Regions from separate parts of the Homo sapiens genome. Here regions 1 and 2 are each linked to region 3. The links are chromatin contacts, found by Hi-C or POLR2A ChIA-PET in ENCODE. All regions are on one chromosome and are shown on one strand. Each heading gives the region's core, a stretch centred on a gene start or an enhancer-like site at or near the end of the contact. The rest is flanking DNA. Distances are from core to core; before and after follow the strand shown.

What was found. Hi-C counts contacts between places; a loop is a spot of excess contacts on that map. ChIA-PET counts read pairs that join two places held with the same protein, here RNA polymerase II (POLR2A). Pooled maps may share reads with other maps.
Region 1: a loop to region 3 is called in a pooled map, with 2.9 times the contacts of the local background. The contact joins the promoter of KIR2DL4 here to the promoter of KIR3DL3 in region 3. A Hi-C loop is called at or near these places in 1 of 37 single-sample maps with no recorded cell type and 2 of 50 pooled maps.
Region 2: a loop to region 3 is called in a pooled map, with 10 times the contacts of the local background. The contact joins the promoter of KIR2DS4 here to the promoter of KIR3DL3 in region 3. A Hi-C loop is called at or near these places in 27 of 168 maps with a recorded cell type or tissue (A673, B cell, CD14-positive monocyte and 18 more), 4 of 37 single-sample maps with no recorded cell type and 30 of 50 pooled maps. POLR2A ChIA-PET finds 5 or more read pairs at or near these places in 1 of 52 experiments (common myeloid progenitor, CD34-positive).

What each region holds. Positions count from the first base shown.
Region 1 is chr19:54,802,155-54,805,672 of GRCh38, reverse strand. KIR2DL4 (killer cell immunoglobulin like receptor, two Ig domains and long cytoplasmic tail 4) reads right to left here and starts at 2,063. Exons shown (of 7, transcript NM_001080770.2): 1 at 1,982-2,063; 2 at 1,747-1,782; 3 at 596-880. The coding sequence starts at 2,021.
Region 2 is chr19:54,830,588-54,834,549 of GRCh38, reverse strand. It overlaps KIR2DS4 (killer cell immunoglobulin like receptor, two Ig domains and short cytoplasmic tail 4 (gene/pseudogene)), which reads right to left and starts at 1,843. Exons shown (of 7, transcript NM_001281972.2): 1 at 1,752-1,843. The coding sequence starts at 1,785. KIR3DL1 (killer cell immunoglobulin like receptor, three Ig domains and long cytoplasmic tail 1) reads right to left here. Exons shown (of 9, transcript NM_013289.4): 9 at 3,772-3,962.
Region 3 is chr19:54,721,976-54,725,789 of GRCh38, reverse strand. It overlaps KIR3DL3 (killer cell immunoglobulin like receptor, three Ig domains and long cytoplasmic tail 3), which reads right to left and starts at 1,348. Exons shown (of 8, transcript NM_153443.5): 1 at 1,260-1,348; 2 at 508-543. The coding sequence starts at 1,293.

The DNA of each region.
Region 1 (3,518 bases), core at 814-3,313, 79 kb before region 3:
CTGGAGAAAATTATCACAAACATGGCGGCAGGAGAGAACACACTGACCCCTTCCACTTCTGGAGACAGAAATCAGACCCTGTTCTTCCTGGGCTACAATCAAGGCATCTGCAGGGCTGCATTCCCTCTGGAGACTCGGGAGAATCAGTTCCATTGATTTCTCCAGCCCCTTCGTGGCTCGTGGTCTTCCTCCACCTTCAAAGCCCACAGTGGCTGGTGGAGTATCCCACGATGCTGCTCTAATCCCCATTCTCCTCTTCCTTCTCCACTCATATGGACCCTTGTGATTACACTGAGCCCAGTGGGAGAGTCCAGGCCATCTCCCCATCTCAAGGTCAACTCATCAACAACCTGAGCTCCATCTTCCCCTTCAGTCCCCTGCCCTATAACATAGTCACAGGCTCCAAGGATTACAATGTGGCCATCGATGGGGACAGTTATTCTTTCCAACACAGCACCCATTCCCCTGTATTCAATCCCCCTTTACCCCAAATATAGTTGGGGCCTGGATGATCGGACTCTGGTGGACACCCCCACCAGAAGCTCTGGGACTCAGGAGGTGGGACAAGGAGAAGCCCAGACAGGAGCCCTCTGACCTGTGACCATGATCACCAGGGGGTTGCTGGGTGCCGACCACTCAGTGGGGGAGTGCGGGTGAAAACCTCGACATCTGTAGGTCCCTGCGTGTGCTGGGGTCACAGGGCTAATGAGGAAACTGTTCCAGAATATTCTGTTGTAGAGCTCAGGGACAGGGACCCCATCTTTCTTGTACAGCGTGAAGATGTTAAACCCACGACGATAGTGACACCGAAGAGTCACGTGTCCTCCTTGAGGCACCACAGCGCTGGGCCAGGCAGAGCAGAAGGGCTTGTCCTGACCACCTTGGGGAGAAGGAGATGCCGCCTCAGAGAGGAGTATGTTGAGCTGCCCCTCCCTCCCTGTGCTCAGAAGATTCTCCCCATTTCTTCTTTCTAAGGCTCCTACCACACCTGGGTGCCTGGGGCTACAGGAAGGACCCATCCCGCATAGACGTGGCGTCTCCCTACAACAAAAGTGTCAGTTGAGAACTGAGCAGGTGCTGAGTAAGGGACTCTTACTAGATTTTAATACTGCAAGATTAGTTACACCAAAGAACACAAAGTAGACATGGGGTGGAGGGTATGACCTTTGTGAATGGAATATTAGCTAATGCCTGAACCACAATAAACAACTGAGCTCCATCAGAGGATTTGGAATGGCAGGGTCGTGGCTGTGGTTCCCCCACCTCTTCTGGCAGAATGACAGCAGCCACACTGCAGCCCCTACCGTCATGGAAACGCTGGAGGGTGTGAGTTACCCTCTTGTCCTCAGAGGACCTGCTGTTCCTAACACTGCTACCCTTCCCTCCTCTGTCGGTGACACCACATCCCCCCACACACCCCAGCTTTGAGCACCTCAGTATCCCGCCTGGGCCACACAGAGCTCAACTCAGCCATGGGGAAGAAAGGCTGGGGAGGGCTAAGACAAAACAGAGGGCTGAGCATACCAGGATCTCCTCTTACTAGTTCATGAGAGACTCCCAGGATCTCCTCTTACTAGTTCATGAGAGACTCCCAGGATCTCCTCTTACTAGTTCATGAGAGACTCCCCCCAGGCCTTCCCATGGTCAGCCCATCAGCCCACCCTCTGTGCTGCCTCCCTCCCATTTCTGGAAAATTCACTTGTATTGGGGTGAAGATGGCAACCCATCATTTGGGGAAGGACTCACCCACGTGTGCCCACACACTCTGGTCCAAGAAGAACCCTGCAAAGAAAGATCATGATGAACTATTCATCTCGGCAGCAACCTACCCTTTCCTCCTGAGCCACTGGGCGCCACGCTGGACTGAAAATTAACTCATCCTCACCACTCACTTGCTTCAGAACATGGCTCTCTGCTGGGGAGACACCCAATCTGCAGGCCCATAGTGTAACCCTGGTGCTCCTTCCCTTCCAGGACTCACCAAGACATGCCAGGATGATGACCGTGGGTGACATGGACATGGTGCAGCTTCTGCTGCCAGGACGCAGTGACTCGGCTCGACTGACCGGTGCAGAGGATGTGGTGAGGGGCCCGGATCGTGCAGTTGACACATTGACCACAACATGTGAAGGGGACATAGGTAGGCTTCTTCTACGTCATATGAGGTTCAAGTGGTGAATCAGTCAAGGGAGGAATGAGGGTTTCTGAAAACTGCAGACTAGACTTGTCACTTCACATCATGCGCAACGGCCAGGCTCAAAACACATCTCAGACTCACTTACCCCTGCACGGGACGATTGAATTCTGCACTCACATGAGGAAATTTGATGTATTTTTTTTTGTTTCTACCTGAGATTCAAACTCTCCTTGATATGTAATATGCAAAATACCTAATAGGTTTTATTAACACTATAGAGCAATCGTATTAAATAAATCATCATAATTTTCCATGGTTGTATTTTTCCTGTTAAGCCAGAAACAGATAAAATGATTTAAATCCCAGTAGAAAAGACTATATAGTTATTTCGCATCATAGAATTCCACCTTATTAGCAAAAACACAATATGTCAATTGAAGGTCTGGTCGTGTTATCTAGAATTTGTCTTATGACACAAGAGTCCAAATTCACAGTTCCCTGTCTCCCTTTTTGTCTCTCTGTAACGTGTGCTTTTTTTCTCCCTGTGTTGTTTGTGTGTCTTTCTTTCTCTCTCTCATTTGAGGAAAAAATATCAGACTGATAACATCCTCCAACTTGATACTGGAATATTGCAATAACTGAAGGTTGAAATCTACACATTTAATGTGCTGTCATTCTTACAAATGTCTCTTATTTACACCTATCTTTCTGGAGTTTGTAAGAACTTTTTCACTATGCATTTTAAATTTGTAAAACTCATAATTTTTAAAAAGGGATGGGTCTCACTGTTTGCCCAGGGTGGCCTTTACTCATTCTATAAGGCTGGCATCACCCTGATACTAAAGACAGAAAAGAACATTAAACAAAAGAAAACTACATGCCAATATTCCTGATGAACATAGAGGCAAAAATCCACAAAAAATACTAAGAACTGAATCCCGCAGCATATCAAAAAGTGAATCCACCATGATCAAGTCAACTTTATTCTTAGGGTGCAAGGTTGGTTGAACATACACAATCAATACATGTGATTCATCACCTAAACAAAACTAAAAACAAAAACCACATGATCTTCTCAACACACATGTAGAACATACTTTTTACTAAGCATTTCTTCATGTTAAAAGCCCTCAACAAGCTAAGCATTGAAGAAACATAACTCAATATAATAAGAGCCGCCTGTGACAAACCCACAACCAACATCATACTGAATGAGTAAAAGCTGGAAGAAGTTCCCTTCATAAGTGAAACAAGACAAGAATGCCCACTCTCACCATCCTATTCAACATAGTACTTGAAGTCCTAGACAGAGCCATCAGGAAAGAGAAAGAATTATAAGGCATCCAAGTAAGAAGAGAGTAGCAGAGAGAGGTAGTCAAAT
Region 2 (3,962 bases), core at 594-3,093, 110 kb before region 3:
TCTCCACACCCAGGCCCATATCTCCATTCCAGGCCCATATCCCCATCCTAGGCCCATATCTCCACCGTAGGCCCAGATCTCCACTCCAGGCCCATATCTCCACTCCAGGGCCATATCTCCACTCCAGGCCCATATCTACACACCAGGCCCATATCTCCACCCCATGCCCATGTCTCCACTCCAGATCCATATCTCCACCCCACGCCCATATCTCCACTCCAGGCCCATATCTCCAACCCACGCCCATATCTCCACCTCCAGGCACATATCTCCACCCCACGCCCGTATCTCCACTCCAGTCCCATATCTCCACTCCCGGCCCATGTCTCCACCCCATGCCTATATCTCCACTCCAGTCCCATATCTCCACTCCAGGCCCATATCTCCACTCCAGACCCATATCTCCACTCGGCCCATGTCTACACTCCAGGCCCATATCACCACCTCCAGGCCCATATCTCCACTCCAGGCCCATATCTCCACCTCCAGGCCCGTATCTCCACTCCAGACCCATATGTCCACTCCAGGCCCATATCTCCACTCCAGGCCCATATCTCCACTCCAGGGCCATATCTCCACTCCAGGCTCATATCTCCACTCCAGGCCCATATCTCCACTCCAGGGCCATATCTCCACTCCAGGCTCATATCTCCACTCCAGGCCCATATCTCCACTCCAGGGCCATATCTCCACTCCAGGCCCAGATCTCCACCTCCAGGCCCGTATCTCCACTCTAGTCCCATATCTCCACTCCAGGCCCATATCTCCACCTCCAGGCCCATAACTTCACTCCAGGCCCATAACTCCACTCCAGGCCCATATCTCCACCTCCAGGCCCATATCTCCACTCCAGGGCCATATCTCCACTCCAGGCTCATATCTCCACTCCAGGCCCATATCTCCACTCCAGGGCCATATCTCCACTCCAGGCCCAGATCTCCACCTCCAGGCCCCTATCTCCACTCTAGTCCCATATCTCCACTCCAGGCCCATATCTCCACCTCCAGGCCCATAACTTCACTCCAGGCCCATAACTCCACTCCAGGCCCATATCTCCACCTCCAGGCCCATATCTCCACTGCAGACCCATATCTCCACTCCAGGCCCATATCTCCACTCCAGGCCCAGATCTCCACTCCAGGCCCAGATCTCCACTCCAGGCCCAGATCTCCACCTCCAGGCCCCTATCTCCACTCTAGTCCCATATCTCCACTCCAGGCCCATATCTCCACCTCCAGGCCCATAACTTCACTCCAGGCCCATAACTCCACTGCAGACCCATATCTCCACTCCAGGCCCATATCTCCACTCCAGGACCATATCTCCACTCCAGGCTCATATCTCCACTCCAGGCCCGTATCTCCACCTCCAGGCCCATAACTTCACTCCAGGCCCATAACTCCACTCCAGGCCCATATCTCCACTCCAGTCCCATATCTCCACTCCAGTCCCATATCTCCACCCTAGGCTCCTACCTCCCCTCCAGGTTCCTATCTCTCCTCCAGGTTCCTCTCTCCACTCCAGGTTCCTATCCCCACTCCAGGCCCATATCTCCACTCCAGGCCCAGATCTTCACTCCAGGCCCAGATCTCCACTCCAGGCGCAGATCTCCACTTCTAGGCTCATCACTCCATCTCTAGGCCCAGATCTCCACTCCAGGCCCATAACTCCACCTCCAGGCCCATATCTCCACCTCTGGGCCCAGATCTCCATCCCCACGCTCCCTCCCTCTATTCCCTTCCAGGACTCACCAACACACGCCATGATGATGACCATGAGCGACATGGTGCTGCCGGTGCAGACAGGCGGCCGCGCCCCAGCTCAGCTCAGCAGCGCACAGGATGTTATTTGGCGCCCTGCCCATGCAGTTTACATGTTGACCACATCATGGGAGGGTGACGTACGCAGGCTTTTTCTACCTTGCATGAGGCCCAGTGGGTGCTCGCTCAAGAGCAGAACATGGCTTCCTGGAAATTGCTCTCACTAGAATTGACACCTCGCGTCCTTCACTATGACCAACTCAAAACATGTCTTAGATCCAACCTCCCAAACATGAGATGCCTAAAATCTGTGCTAACATGAAAGACTTTTCATGAATTTTTATTGTTTTTATCTGAGATTCGAACTCTTCTTCCTGTGTAATATGCAAAATATCTAATAGGTATTATTAGTGTTTTCAGAGTCATTGTGACTAATAAACCATTAGAATTGTTCATGCTTGTATTTCTAGTATTACAGCAGAACCAGTTCAAATGATTTAAATTCCCAGGGAAGGATTATGCAATTATTTACAATCTTAGAATTGTACTTTATCAGCAAAAACCACACATGTAAATTCTGGATTTTTGTAGTTTTATCTATAATTTGTCTCATGACTCAAGATTCCAGAGTCCCAACTCTGGAGTTTGCTCTCTCTCTGTCTCTCTGCCTCCCTCATTTTAAATTTTACAGAAATATCCAGTAACATAATGCTATAGAAAATCAAGTTTCCCCCAGCAGGTCGGGAAGCCGAGGTGGGCGGATCAACTGAGATGAGGAGATTGAGAGCAGCCTGGCCAACACAGTGAAACCGCGTCTCTGCTAAAAATTCAAAAATTAGCCATGCCTGGTGGCAGGCACCTGAAACGCCAGCTACTCAAGAGACTGAGGCACGAGAATCGCCTGAACCTGGGAGGCGGAAGTTGCAGTGAGCTGAGATTGCTCCACTACAGTCCCGCCTGGGCGACAGAGCAAGACTCCGCCTCAAGAAAAAAAAATAGCAAGTAGCCTATAATAACAAATTAGAGGGCTCTGGCTACTAAATTTAAAGGGTTTTATAAGGCTACATGAAGTGCAGCATCCTCAAGAGTGTGGACACAGAGAGCCCCTTAGCAGAAACAGTGTCTAAAATACATCCGTGTACACACAGTCCCTTTAGAGTTGACAAAGGCTGCCGTGTGGTTTAAGGTGGCATAGAATGTCTTCTTAATAAATAATATTAAACCAAAGGGTTACACGTAGGAAAAAATAAATCTAAACTTATTCTCACACTATAAAAACACTTCTTACTTTTTATCTAGTTATTGTACATTTTTTATGATTTATATTTAAAATTGAGAAATAAAAGTCATATACGGTCATCCTTTACTATTCGTGGGTGATTGGTTTCAGGATCTCCACTCAGGTACCAAAATCTGCAGATGCTCAAGCCTCTTACATAAAATGACACAGCATTTGGATATAACCCATGCACATCCTCCTGTATACATGAAATCATCTCTTGATTACTTATAATTCCTGATACAGCCTACACACTGCCTCATTTGTGTCCATTCAACATAGTTTTGCATTTTGAAACTTTGTGGACATTTTCTCTGAATATTTTTGATTTACACTTGGTTCAATAAACACCTGTAAACCCCACAGATATGGAGGAGCGACTGTATATTTATAGTATGAAATATGATGTGTTGATATGTGTCCCCGTGGAGATGAGACTAGCAAGGCTTATGACTCTACAAATGTTTCATCGTGGAATGACTCTGCCAGCTTTCCAGGTTGCAGAGAGTAAGAATATCACTTGTTCATGTGATTCACGATCCTTGGAACCTCCTATGTGCTGCATCTTTGGATGGAAATTGGAGTCCCAGAGACAAATGAGGCTCCACCCTGCTTCCAGAAGCTCAGAGTCCAGGGGTGAGAACCCAGCGGAGAACAGATGGGGTTATGTGGACATGGTAATGATAACAGCGGTTTCTTTCAGCGAATACAGTGTCACATTACCTGAAGCAATGAGGGCAGACATGTTTATTTGAAGAGGAGACAGCTACATTGAAATCACAAAAAATTTTATAAGTTTCACTGCTGACAGAAGGCTGGAAAATAGTCCGAAGAAAGGTGAAACAGCATGAGGGAAGGTGGAACAGCACGTGGGTAAGTGCCACGTCAAGAGGGAGCCTCTTGTATGTTTGGAATTGTGAGTT
Region 3 (3,814 bases), core at 99-2,598:
ACACAGGATGGAGGGCATGATCAGCTAATGCATGAACCATAATAAACAACTGAGCCCCTATTAGAAGATCTGGAATGTCAGGGTCATGACTGTGGTTCCCCCACCTCTTAGGTAGAATGACAGCAGCCACATTGCAGCCCCTACCGTCATGGAAACGCTGGAGGGTGTGAGTTATGCTCTTGTCCTCAGAGGCCTGTTGTTCCTTGCACTGCTTCTCTCCCTTCCTCTGCCGGTGACACCACTTCCTCCCTGCACACCACTCCTTTGAGCACTTCAGTCTCCCCCTGGGTCCCCACAGACTCAGCCAAGGGAAAGAAAGGCCGGGGAGGGCTAGGACAGAACTGTGGCGAAGCTTCCCCTGGCTTCCTTTTCCTAGTTCATGAGAGATTCCCACATGGCTTCCCATGGTCAGCCCATCAGTCAACCCCCTGTGTCGCCTGCCTCCCGTTTCAGGAGCATCATCTTATGTGGGGAGATGACAACCTAAGGTTTGGGGGAAGGACTCACCCACATGTGGCCAGGGCCCCTCCAGCAAGAAGAACCCTGGAAAGAAAGATCATGATGGATGATCCATCTGTACATCACCTCCAGGCCCATATCTCCACTCCAGGCCCATATCTCCACCTCTAGGCCCATATCTCCACTCCAGGCCTATATCTCCACCTCCGTCCTATATCTCTACTCCAGGCCCATATCTCCACTCCAGGCCTATATCTCCACCTCCGTCCTATATCTCTACTCCAGGCCCATATCTACACTCCAGGCCCATATCTCCACCTCCAGGCCTGTATCTCCACCTCCAGGCCCGTGTCTCCATTCCAGGCCCATATCTGCACTCCAAGCCAACATCTCCACTCCAGGCCCGTATCTCTACTCCAGGCCCATATCTACAGTTCCAGGCCCATATCTCCACCTCCAGGCCCATATCTCCACTCTAGGCCCATATCTCCACCTCCAGGCCCGTATCTCAATTCCAGGTCCATATCTGCACTCCAAGCCAATATCTCCACTCCAGGCCCATATCTACAGTTCCAGGCCCATATCTCTACTCCAGGCCCATATCTCTACTTCAGGCCCATATCTACAGTTCCAGGCCCATATCTCCACTCCAGGCCCATATCTCCACCCCAGGCCCATATCTCCACTCCAGGCCTATATCTCCACTCCAGGCCCATATCTCCACTCCAGGCCCAGATCTCCACTCCAGGCCCAGATCTCCACCCCAGCGCTCCCTCCCTCGATTCCCTTCCAGGACTCACCAACACACGCCATGCTGACGACCATGAGCGACATGGTGCTGCCGGTGCAGACAGGCGGCTGCGCCCCAGCTCAGTTCAGCAGCACACAGGATGTTGTGAGGGGCTCATGCAGTTTACATGCTGACCACATCATGGGAGGATGACGTATGCAGGCTATTTCTACCTTGCATGAGGCCCAGTGGCTGTTTGGTCAAGAGCGGAACATGGCTTCCTGGAAATTGTTCCAACTAGAATTGACACCTTGCATCCTTCACTATAACCAACTCAAAACACGTCTCAGATCCAATCTCTCATACAGGAGATGACTGAATGCTTGGCTTACATTAAAGACTTTTGATGTATTTTTGTTGTTTTTATCTGAGATTCAAACTCTTCTTCATGTGCTATTTTCCCCAGGCTGTTCTTTGACTTCAGAGTTCAAGCAATCCTCCTGCCCCAGCATTTCTAGCAGCTGGCAGTATGTCACAATCTGCCACACCCAAGTCACAACTTTTAGAACTTTTTTTTTTTTTGAGACGCAATCTCACTTCGTCACCCAGTTTGGAATGCAGTGGTGAGACCTCGGCTCATTGCAGCCTCCACCTCCCAGGTTCACGCAATTCTCGTGCCTCAGCCTCCTAAGTAGCTGGATTTACAGGCACCCACCATCACGCCCACCTAATTTTTGTACTTTTAGTAGAGAGGAGGTTTCTCCATGTTGGCCAGGCTGGTCTTGAACTCCTAACCTCAAGTGATCTGTCTACTTCAGCCTCCCAAAGTGCTGAGATTACAGGTGTGAGCCACCATGCCTGGCCGGGACATTCTATATGTGTGCGTATGTGTGCGTTTATATACATATGGTTATACACACACACACACACACACACCCTAAGCACTCACATATATAGTTGTTTCAAATTTTAAAAAATATAAATTTTGTATTTTTCTTTCTTTTTCTCACATTTGTGTTTCTATGACACCATATACATATTGAATTTTATAGTTCTATTTTATTCTTTTGGATTGCAGTTTAATAGTCCATACATAACTTTATCAACATGTAATTATCCACTCTTTTTATCATGGACATTTGTGTTGTTTCCGGATTTTCTCTTTTATAACTCGGGCCTTGATAATCGTGTTTCTGTGTGATCCCTTGCATACATATGCTGAATTAATTAGACATATTTACCTAGGAATGAAATTATTGGTTTTGGGTGCAAGTTGGTGTTGAGCTTAACCAGGAAGTGCCAAAATATTTCCATCATGACCAAATGTGGCCTGGAAAGTTTTTTGGGGTCAATTTTCCTGTTTCTTCTAAGGAACAAAATTGATGTCACTGATTTTTCTGTCCTGTTTGTCATTTATGAATATACGTACATATGCACGTATATATTTGCTTGCCATTTTATGTTTTTCCTCGACGTTACTTTGGAATTAATTTGCTGATGTGTAGTATTTCTGCAAGCGAAAGTTACCTATTTACTCAGCTCTTCCTTCTTTTCTAACACAGACATTTGAGGCTTATTTTCCTTTAACACTGTTCTATCTGTATCCCCAGTCATTTGCCGAGATGTGTTTTCATTTTTAATTGATACAAAATATTTTCCACCTTTCTTTGAAATGTTTTTCTTCCACTCATTGTTTATTGCTATGTGTGTTTATTAATTTTAAAATATTTGATAATTTCCCCAGCATTTCCTTGTTGTACATTTATAATTTAATTCAACTGTTTCATCTATCATATTACCTATGATTCAGCATTTAAAAATTTATTTTGGTGAATGTTCCAGGGGTGCTAGACAAGTTTGTGGATTAGGAAGATTTGAGGTGGATGTTTTCTAAATGTCAGTTAAGAAAAAAATCATTCAAATGTTTTTCTTTATTTAAAAAAAATAGAGACGGGGTCTCACTATGGTGCCCAGGCTGGTCTCAAACTCCTGGCCTCAAGTGATCCTCCCATTTTGGCCTCCCAAAGTGCTAGGATTATTGAAATTATTAAATGTTTCATATCAACACCCAACCTTATGCACCCGCCGCCTACACAAATGTTTTTCAAGTCTTTCATATGCTTAATAATTTTCTGTGTACTTGTTCTGGAAGTGAGGTGAATGTTGCTATCTCTAGCTGCAATTTGGATGTGATTGATTATGTTTTGAATTATGCCTTTAATTTAATGTGTTTTGAGGTTCCAGCTTTAGGTGTGTAGGCATTTAGGATTATTATGTCTTATTTATGAATTTGCCTCTTTGTCATTATGAAGTACTCCTCTTCATATCTCCATATATCTCTTCTTTGTATGTGCATGGTGAAATATTTCATTCTTTGAGTTAAGAAACTTCTATTGAGGAATACTTTTTATTACAAACATTTACCTATTCTATGTATACAACTGACTAGAAGCATATTTTGCACTGGGCATTATCATGACAATGTAATGTCATTCTTTCAATATTTACATCTTGTGGATTAGTATTTGAAGTGCAGCTTATGTAGACAGCATAAGGTTGGGTGTTGATATGAAACATTTAATAATTGCACACGTATTTGCCTCTTGGGATACTTCCACTTTTTTG